Regions from separate parts of the Homo sapiens genome. Here region 1 is linked to region 2. A link is a loop called in an ENCODE intact Hi-C map of the cell type or tissue named here. Cell type or tissue: Caco-2. All regions are shown on one strand. Each heading gives the region's core, and the rest is flanking DNA. Links, peaks and the distances in the headings are about the cores only.

Region 1 (5,383 bases), core at 295-5,294, 90 kb before region 2:
TCAGGAGTTCAAGACCAGCCTGGCCAACATGGTGAAATCCCATCTCTACTAAAATACAAAAATTAGCTAGGCATGGTGGTGGGTACCTGTAATCCAAGCTACTAGGGAGGGTGAGGCAGGAAAATTGCTTGAGCCCAGGAGGTAGAGGTTTCAGTGAGCTGAGATGGTGCCACTGCACTCCAGCCTGGGCAACAGAGTGAGACTCCATCTCAAAGAAAAAAAAAAAAAAAAGAAGAAGAAGAAGAAGAAAGAAAAAGAAAAAACACAAAAAATCTACAACAAAACCCAACAAAACTCTCAGGACGAATAAGTGAGTTCAGCAAGGTCACAGGATACAAGATAATCATACAGAAATCAATTTACTTCTAACTAGCGATGAATATGCAGGCATATAAAATAAAAATACAATGCCATTTATAATTGTTCTTAAAAATTGAAAAGGTATAAATCTAAAAAAATCGCTGTGCAGGGCATGTATGCTAAAAGCTATACAAAGCTAATGAAAGAAATCAAAGGAGACTTAAATAAATGAAGAGACATACCATATTCATGGATTGGACAACTCGACTTGGTGCATCTCCCCAAACTGACGTACAGATTTAACACAATTCCCATCAAAATCCCACAAGAATGTCTGTAGATGTACGTAAGATTGTTCTAAAATGTATATGAAAAGGCAAAGGAAGCACAATAGCTAAAATAATTCTGAAAAATAAAATGGGAAGAATCAGTCTGCCAGATTTTAAGACTTATTATATAGCTACAACAATCAAGACTGTGTAGCACTGGCGAAGAGACAGACACAGAAAAGTGGAATAGATCAATTCTTGGCCGTTTGGCTAAGATCAAGTGAAGAACAATGGATTAGAACAGAAAACCCAGAAACAGACCCTCACAATATGCCCAACTGATTTTTCACAAACGTGTAAAAGCAATTCAATCAAGAAAACAGCTAGTTGTCATGGTTCGTGCCTGTAATCCCAGCACTTTGGGGGGCCAAGGTAGGTGGATCACTTGAGGCCAGGAGTTCGAGATTGGCCTGGCCAACATGGCAAAACCCTGTCTCTACTAAAAATTTTAATATAAAAAAGAAAAGAAAAGGCCTTTTCAAGAAATGGTGCCAAAGCAATCAAGCATCCATAGGGGAGTAAAGACCTTAATCTAAGTCTCACATCTTATACAAAAACTAACTCAGAATGAATCATGGACTTAAACGTAAAATGTAAAACTATAAAACGTTTAGAAAAAAAGGTGAAAATCTTTGGGATCTAAGGTACATTTCATGAGAAATCAACAAGCTCCTTGTATAGAATTCAGTAAAAACAAACACAAAATGTGTTGAATGCTTTGACAGATAAAGAGGCAAGGCCCAAAAATACTCCTTTGAAGTAACTTACAATATTTACAAAGTTTCAGGAAGTTAAGACATTAATATATATCCCTAAAACTAGAAGATTTTTTTGTAAGCACCATAAAAAAAGACATAATACGCTAGTAGACCACTGAAGCAGGGAATCAAACTTTCAGGGTTAAGAGAGAGAAACAGCATGAGAGAAAGCAAACATGCACGAGAGAGAAGGAGCAATGAACACAAACAATGAGGAAGGTAGGGTTTGATATGCGGTTTTGGAAAGGAAGAACAGGACCTTTTTTTTTTTTTTTTTTTTTTTTTTAAATACAACATACAGTATGACCAATGACCAAGGCCTGGGCATGGGAACAGATAAAATAGGTTCAGAGAATATGGCACAGTCTTCTCAATATGGAAAAGAGGGAGGAAAGGAAGAGTTTGGAGGTCCTGAAAAGCCTTGAATGCCACCCTAAGAAGTTTCATCTTTCCTTTATTTGTAACGGGGAGCCATTGAAGAGTATAGATCAGCAGAGAAATGTTAACCAATGCTGTGCTCTCATCTGGCAAAGTGCGGGAGACAAACCAGAAAAATAAAAAATAAGAGACAAGAAAACAATTAAGAAGCTGTTGCGATAGTCTGCAATGGTGAGAGAAGATGGCAATCTAAATTAGGGTAGTAATAACGGAGACAAAAGACAATGAAAGTCACTTTACTTAACAGTGGGGCTTAAAGAAGTATATGGATAGGGTCTACTGTCAAGAAAGTTGGAAAAAAGAATTTGTGTCTAGGATCAAGGGTATGCCACTCCCATCTCTGATGAAATAGAAGTGACTGTTTTCCTTCTGTCAGAAAACAAACCATTTCACAACCATCAAGACCACAAAGTGTGGGTACATATGACCTGGAAGTTGCATCACTCCTAGCTGTTGAACAGACAGTACATGTCACATGAACCTGTCTCTATCCTTTGGGTTAGATCTCAAGGTCTTCAAGCATGTAGAATGAGGCTATAACTTCCTCTTATTGCTCTTGGCGCCCAGAAAACCTAGGTGGGCCACAATTTAGCTGTGCAAGAGTGTTATGCTCCCTTCTGGTGACAATGAAGGCCCGTGAAAGTTTATCACACCAGGATTCTGCAAGATTCTGCCTGGAGTCATGATCATAGTGTTGTTCTAAGATATAAAGGGCCGCCAATATGTGGAAGAGCGATTTGATTTATTTTTAGTTACTCAACATACTCAAGTTGAACAAGTACCAGCAGGAGCAGTCTACGGAAAACCAAATTTTATTTTTTTTAGAACGTAAGAACTTTCTAAATGAGTGGTCCAAAGCAGGTCTCTTGGAAACTGGAGAATACTCAACACTGGAGATTTTGAAGAAAGAGGCAAGGTGAGGGATCAGCAAACTTTGTTAAGGATGTTAGCAAATATTTTGGGTTTTACAGGTCATATTTTCTCTGTCATAACTACTCAGTTCTATAGTGGCATGACAGCAACCATACACAATTCATAAGCAAACAGGCATGGCTGTGTTCCAATAAAACTGCTTAGAAAAAGAAGTGGTGGCAGGATTTGTTTGTTGACTCCTGGCCTAAACAAAGGGTGGGAAGGTTGGGGAGTGTGACAGAAGAAGGGCTCAAAGAGTAGATCAAGGCTGGGCGTGGTGGCTCACGTCTGTAATCCCAGCATTTTGAGAGGCCGAGGCAGGCAGATCACGAGGTCAGGAGATTGAGACCATCCTGGCTAATACGGTGAAACCGTCTCTACTAAAACGACAAAAAAAAAAAAAAAAAAAAAATTAGCCAGGCGTGGTGGCGAGCACCTGTAGTCCCAGCTACTCGGGAGGCTGAGGCAGAAGAATGGCTTGAACCTGGGAGGCAGAGCTTACGGTGAGCGGAGATCGCACCACTGCACTCCAGCCTGGGCAACAGAGCAAGACTCTGTCTCTGTCTCAAAAAAAAAAAAGAGTAGATCAATAGATGGACAAGAGACTACCTAAGGTCTATTCTCCCCTATCTTGAGAGACTTACTTTTTTCTTTTTCTTTTTTTTTTTTTTTTTTTTTTTTTTTTGCGACAGGGTCTCCCTCTGTTGCCCAGACGGGAGTGCAGTGGCGCAAACATGGCTCACTGTAGCCCCGACCTCCTAGGCTCAAGCGATCCTCCTACCTCAGCCTCCCATTTAGCTGTGATCACAGGATGCGCCATCATACCCAGTTAATTTTTTTTTTTAGAGATGGAGTCTCACTATGCTGGCTAGGCTAATGTCAAATTCATAGGCTCAAGTAATTCTCCCACCTCAGCATCCCAAAGTGCTGGAATTACAGATGAGCCACTGTACCCAGCCCCTTATGTATTTTTTAACTAAGAAAACATGATATGGTAACACCTCATTTAATCAGATTACTCAGATTCTTAGAACAGAGGGATGTGTTCTTCTGAATAACCACATCTCCACCTGGGAGCTTCACTAAGAGGTGTGTAGGGGTGTGTGTGTGTGTGTGTGTGTGTGTGAGAGAGAGAGAGTCAGTCTTTGTTATTGGTGAATTTTTAAAAAATAAGGCAAAGAGCTTTTTGAAGATACAACTGTTATGTTCTTCATATACCCGCCTAACAGGTTTAAATTATAGGTATCACCCAGTAACCTCAGTTAGATTCAGATTAACCATAAACCTCACTTCATAGGATTCTCTAGGTTTACTGGCAGTTTTTGGTTTTACCCTCTTCAGAAAGCGGGAAGTTAAAAGGACACGCCTATTCCAGGAGTTTCGCAAAAGCCTCTTCCAAGTAATGTCTTGCCCCTTCTACAACCTTAGCCACAAGGCACGTGAGATTTGGTATCAGAAAAGATGATTTGAGACCTTGAGAAGTCCTTAGTCATCAAAGAAGAGTTCTGTTATCTTTGGTATACCAAAGTCAGGGCAGAAGATAGAAGATTCTGGAGGTTTAGAAATATTTTCAACTGTCAACTCTCAGGTGGTGATGTGGTTGAGTTCTAGCTCAAACAAACACAAAGACACAGGGGAATCTGATCTCACTTCTGAACATATGATGTACAAGTCTATCCTAATATATTTCAACACGAAGCTACTATGCCAGTCTCGTGTCCCATAATAGTTAACAGCAAACATTACAAGAGTACAGTGGGAGTCATGTAACAGTTACACATTTTTGAAGGCACACTTCCTGAGCGAGGAAAGGCTTTTTGCTATCCTTCCTCTAGCAATCCTTCGACTACTCTGGACCATAGAGACTTTATACTCTCTGAGGAAATTTTTAAAAGTGTATTTGCTGAGCTCTTGCTACCTGCCATGTGCTTTCTACTCATTATCACATTTAATCCTTTAACAAATGCTGCAAGGTAAATAGGATCCTCTTAACAGGTGAGGAAAAAGAAGTTCATAGAGATTAAACAACTTACAGAGACCACAGCCCAAGATCTTCTTATTCTGTGGGTCCAGACCCACAAAGAACTTGAGGTGAAGCTACTGCAGATGAATTGCTCACTACACTTTGAGAAACACTGGCCACAGAGTTTATGAATTCAAGTTTATAGTTAATTGGTGATGGCAGATGGCAATAATGCAACTAGAATCTAGGCCTCAGCTCCTAGTCCAAAGTTATTTCCACTCCTCAAATGCAGATCCCCTAGAAGAGAGCAGCATAGTTAACTGTATTTGTTCTGGACTCATTCATCTGAGAAAGGGCAGATAAGTACAGTTTCCCTCGGACTCTAAAGGAACTTATTTGCTCCTCGGGCACAGAATGAATTTTTTCTTACCCCAAGACTATGACATTCTGAGGTCAGGGGCTTTTGTATCTCCAGCATTTATTTAGCACAGGACTTGATACTTCCAAAGCACTATATAACTGTTCAATGAAAGTTATACCAAAGGAACAAAATAATGTTTATTTGCTTCTGTTTTGGGGGAAAAAAACCTCTCAGTCAGATGATCTGTTAATTTAACACAATCTCTATTCCAGGTAAGATGGTACACAGACACCATAAACACAAAAGATCACCTAGAATCCTT
Region 2 (5,383 bases), core at 101-5,100:
AACCACGAGCCACTGTGCCCCATAGACACTTCTTATATTTAACCAAATCATATGGCAGAATAGAGGCCTTATATCCACTTACCATACCAACTAGAATACACTCAGACTATACCTGCTTAGATCACATGCCCAATCCAAAATAATCATGGTGGCTGAGGGAATGCAATGTGCTAACTAGCCAAACCTGAAGCTTAGGATAGATGGAGCCAGCTTCCCCAGAATCACACAGATGTCTGAACACAAATTAAGGTGTTGCAAGGAAGGAGAAAGGAGATGAATTTAAGAGAAGCAATCAATAAGTGTTCGTTACATACAAGGAAAATTGGAATCAAGTTATTAAGATCATCCAGCTCTCTGAACCATCTGATCAGTAACTCCTCCTGTTCACATTACTTCCTGTTGTGACCTCACGCTTCTTCAGACTAATTTAAGACTGTGGTTCTCCAGAGGCTTCAGCTATTCTCCACAGAGAAGCTAGCTGATTTGTCATGACTTCTAATCACTCATCCTGAGTACCAAATTGAAATGCTGATTTGGCAAGATTATTAAAAGATCTCAAGGCACTTTCCAGAACATAAAAGACTTGGTTAAAAGTAAGTATCTCTTGAGTCAATTAAAATGTCCTTGGCTGTCTTTCTTGCCTTGGTTTCCTCCTTAGTAAGTGTAAATTCAAAATAACAGGGAAATAGATAAGGTAAAGCTTCTTTTTAGGAAAGGGTTTTCTCACACAGTTGACCGACAAGACAGATTTCCTACTGGCTGGACTGATAACAGTGAGCAAATGGGTCCTGATACCTTCACCATCCTATGATTTTCAACAAGCTACTATATTTCATTAATTCAAATTCAGTTCTATTTTAACATCAAAATCAGAATGTTTCCTACTGTTGAGAGTGTCTTACAGTTAAGCTGCAGTCAGGACACAGCTGTCATTGCCTGCACAAGAGTGTACTTGGTTGTCATGTCTGTCATTGTGACTGAACAAATACAACCCTGAACAAATAAATCAAGGGCCATTTTAAGGAGAAACATGAATTTCAGTAGTTGTGAGACTTTTTGCTAAGATCTTCTAGTAAGACCAAGAAAGTGCCAAAGTTGAAACTTGCAAAATACGTGTCAGTAACCTGAAAGAAAAATTTGAAGACAATGTTGAATCATTTTTAAGAAATGTTGCACCATCAATACTCTTGATGGCATGCAGGGCAGTTATTATGTAGGCAAATATGGACAATGAATTAAAAAGTGATTGAAAGCTAGAATTGATTATGAAGTAGTTTTAGAAATTTCTTTACCAATGTTTCATTTATACTTTTCTTTTTTGTGTATGCAAGAGAGTGCCGGACTATAAATCCATGTCCGCATAAGTCTACAAGCACTCTTTCAATAAGGTATTTATTCCCCTGCTTAGTGGAATATAAAATAATTGTGAATGACATTGAATGAGAACTTTTTTTTTTTTTGAGACGAAGTCTCGCTCTGTCGCCAGGCTGAAATGCAGTGGTGTGATCTCAGCTCACTGCAACCTCCGCCTCCCGGGTTCAAGTGATTCTGCCTCAGCCTCCCAAGTAGCTGGGACTACAGGTGCGTGCCACCATGCCCAGCTAATTTTTGTATTTTTAGTAGAGACAGGGGTTTCACCACGTTGGCCAGGATGGTCTCAATCTCTTGACCGCGTGATCCGCCTGCCTCGGCCTCCCAAAGTGCTGGGATTACAGGAATGAGAACATTTCTAAGGCCTCATTTGAAAATTGGGATGACAAAGACTCCCTAATAGCTGTAGAATAAAATGCAAATAAAACACAGCATTCAAAGGCCTCTATAACATTGCCTAAATCTACATTTTCCACTCTTGTCTCCTATCACACTTCCAAGTCCACTACACACTGTGAAATTAAATAATTCAAACTGAAAGCTATTGGAACTTTAAATTATTCGGAGCCTTGGGAGGAATGTGGCTATGCAGCCTGAGTCACATGTCATGCAGCTGCAACTTCTGCCCCCATTCCCCACCCCCAAACCCCCCACCCCGTAATTAAGACCAAATGGCGCCAGAGATAAGACCATCTCAGAACGTTGTCCCTCCTCATGGAGTAATCTTCCTTGGAATGTAGGAATCTGTAACCAGTCAAATCACTGTAACGTATGCACTGGTCTTGTATGGGAAATGTTGTAATCCTGTTAAAATTTCTGTGTCTCTGCCTATGTAAGTGAAACCTTATCTTCTCTACTTTGAAACTCTGACCCCATTCATTTGGAGTCAGTGTCTCCCAGGTGGCCATACTTAAGCTTTGTACTCAAATAGACTCTACTTAATCGTATTTTCTGAATCTCACTATTTAAGGTTGACAATACCAAATTATACACATTATTCCTTGAAGATCACCTGCTCCTTTTCACTTCTGTGCCTTTAAGTTGTTTCTTCCACTGAAAATGTCCCATCTCCCATCCATCTCATTTACTAGAAGGTGGTCTTGAATAGCTTCTTTAATCTCTCAATTCCTCACTTTTCTTATCTTTGAAATGGGAATCTAACTTTAGGTTTGATTTGAGGATTTAATGAGCTAATACATATAAAGCACTTAACACAGACTCCAACTAACCTGTGGTCAAGCAGTATTTATCTGTGTCTTGAGAGATGAGTCTCAAAAAAGTAGTGAACTAGCCAAGGGCACACAGCTTATTTAACAGCTAAGGCAGAGTAAGAACTTAGACCTCCTCACTCCCAGTACAGAGCTGTCTTTAGATTTAAGAAATGGCTCTTCCTCCTCCCACCTGCTACAGCCAAATACTGCTAGACTGGTAAAAAAGGTTCTTCTTTTATTTCCCTAGAAGCCTGTTTCTCCCTCTTCCTCCTTTCCCTATATCAGATCTCCTAAACATGTTACTAAAAACTAAAAGGTAAATAGATAAAAAAAAAAAGGTTCCATGTTTGAGCACATTTGACCCTGTGTTAAGCACATTAAATGAGTTTATCATTTCAGAGCCTCCAATGTAGTTATGTACATATAGAGTCACCATGAAAAAGAAATATAGTATGGATTGTTTCTCAAATTATTTAATCAGAGAACCAGAGGTGGCTGTATCACATATGTGAGGTCAGGCCATTAAAACCTACACACTTAACTTCGCAGTTCCTTGCTGCTTAAAGAATAAGAGCTCTAACTCCTTAGCATATGAGAATCTTCATAACTTGGCCATGCTAATCCCACCACTTCTCATATATCAGCTCCATTCTCATCATTCCAGCGTGTCAGTAACAAGTTTTACAAGTTGTTCCCTTTGGCTAAAAGACCTTTGTTCTCTTCTTCTAGTCCAAGTTTTACTGATCCCTCCAGACCTGGCTGATGGAACCAAGCCCTGAAGCCTTCTCTGAATATTCCCAATCAATTAGCTGTACCCTCCTCTGTGCTCTCATGGCACTTTGTTTATGTCGGAATTGCAGCATCTCAGTGGCTCTCAGTTAACCGTTGATTGATTTCCTTCTACACCTGGCTCCTGAAGGCCAAGGACTGTATCATTTACATCCCCAGTGAGAGGCATCCTGTAGGCACTCAATAAAAGCCTACAATTCCTTGGCCCCCCCTTCTGCTGGAGCAATATTCTTTTTTTTATTATTATTTTTTTTTTTTTGAGACAGAGTCTCGCTCTGTCGCCCAGGCTGGAGTGCAGTGGCGGGATCTCGGCTCACTGCAAGTGCTGGAGCAATATTCTAAAACAAAGCTTTCCTGGATTCTCAAAGACCTGAGGTATGCTTTTTTTCCTAGTGTAAATAACAATAGGGATACTTACACTTTAATGCCTAATAGACCCTCCAAGAACAGCAGTTAGGTAAGTCTCTGTGTATTGCATAGTACTGCACATAAAATTAAGTCACCACGCATGGAAAGCAATGCATTCCTTCCTTTTCAGTCAATTGTAATCATGAGACCTTTTAGACTTAGCCACAATAAATCCTATTTTTCTAAACGTTCAAAAGACTGTCAAATGTTGTTCCTCCAATTTTAATAAAGTCCCTGTAGATTTGAGAGCAGAAAACATTTATTTTATTTGTTACTAAAACAAGGAACTCGATTAGAAGTCAACAGTATGAGATGAAAACTAGAGATTATGAGCCATGATTCTTTTACTCATGATAGAGGTTCTGGCCTCTCAGATTCCCTAGACTAACGTTTCTCAGAAAACACATTTAGTCTATCCTTTGTCTGACTTTAGAAACAGTCTTCCAGCCGGGTGTGGTGGCTCACGCCTGTAATCCTGGCACTTTGGGAGGCCAAGGCAGGTGGATCACCTGAGGTCAGGAATTCAAGACGAGCCTGACCAACATGGCAAAACCTTGTCTCTACCAGTAACACAAAATTAGCTGGGCATGGTGGCACATGCCTGTAGTCCCAGCTACTTGGGAGGCTGAGGCAGAAGAATCGCTTGAACCTGGGAGGCAGAGGTTGCAGTGAGCTGAGACCATGCCATTGCACTCCAGACTGGGCAACAAGAGCAAAACTCCGTCTCAAAAAAGAAAAAACAGAAATGAAATAATCTTCCAGAAAAGGCTGCAAGTCATGACTGGCAAGTAGAGAATACTACCATTTCCATGAAAAGTAGGCATAAGATAAAAAATTCATTAATTCAAACACTGAAACACAAGGAATGGCATAGCTACGACAATGTCTTTTTCTTTTTTTTTAAGACGTGGGGTCTCAGCCGTGTGTGGTGGCTCACGTATGTAATCCTAATACTTTGGGAGGCGAGGTGGACAAAATCATTTGAGCCCAGGAGTTTGAGACCAGCCTGGGCAACATGGCAAAACCCTGTCTCTCCAAAAAAAAAAAAAAAAAAATACAAAAATTAGCCAGGTGTGGTGGTGTGCGCCTGTAATGCCAGCTACTCGAGAGGCTGAGGTGGGAGGATGGCTTCAGCCCAGGAGGCAGAGGTTGCAGTAAGCTGAGATCATGCCCCTGCACTCCAGTCTGGGCAACAGAGCCAGACCGTGTCTCAATTAATTAAATGAATGGCCACAGACCTCGTCCCAGGAGTAGTGAGTCAGGGTAAGGTCTCTGGGAGGTGGAGGGATTGAATGGGAGAAATGATCTTCCAAGGCCCTTTCCAAGGCTCCCAAAATCTTGGAACTTTACTCGCCAGGCATTGCGGGCTTTCGTGACATTGCTGGCTTTCCTGACATTGCTTTTCAGTGGTGCAGGAGCAGAGAGCTTCACTGCCCAGAGCAGCAGCGTGGCGACAGAGGCATAGTTGAGCAAAGAAAGAGGAAAGGGGCCTCCAGGGAAGCCAGAGCTGACTGAAGTGTTCTTGGGAAGATCTATTCATTGATTTTGTACCAAACCTGCACTCTCATTTTGTACCAAAATGTACCAAACCTGATGCACCTCAA

The links. A loop is a pair of places that touch in the nucleus more often than their neighbours do. Peaks named below come from ENCODE experiments on the same cell type or tissue, not always from the same donor. Only the 100,000 strongest peaks of a DNase experiment are listed, where the experiment ranks them.
Region 1: it touches region 2 in a loop (4-fold over the local background); 1 of 110 quality-filtered maps calls a loop at or near these places.

Annotation. Positions count from the first base shown.
Region 1 is chr11:78,288,168-78,293,550 of GRCh38, forward strand. All of the region lies in intron 1 of GAB2 (GRB2 associated binding protein 2), which reads right to left. Among named protein-coding and RNA genes, the nearest start is that of USP35, 100 kb to the left of the region's middle. RefSeq lists an enhancer at 2,096-2,390. In Caco-2, for the core only: no CTCF peak of the experiment used is centred there; a DNase peak (open chromatin) is centred at 2,265.
Region 2 is chr11:78,378,767-78,384,149 of GRCh38, forward strand. The region is part of intron 1 of GAB2 (GRB2 associated binding protein 2); the gene reads right to left. It also overlaps the pseudogene ZNF75CP. Among named protein-coding and RNA genes, the nearest start is that of GAB2, 36 kb to the right of the region's middle. In Caco-2, for the core only: no CTCF peak of the experiment used is centred there; DNase peaks (open chromatin) are centred at 2,025 and 3,295; H3K4me3 peaks cover 650 bases.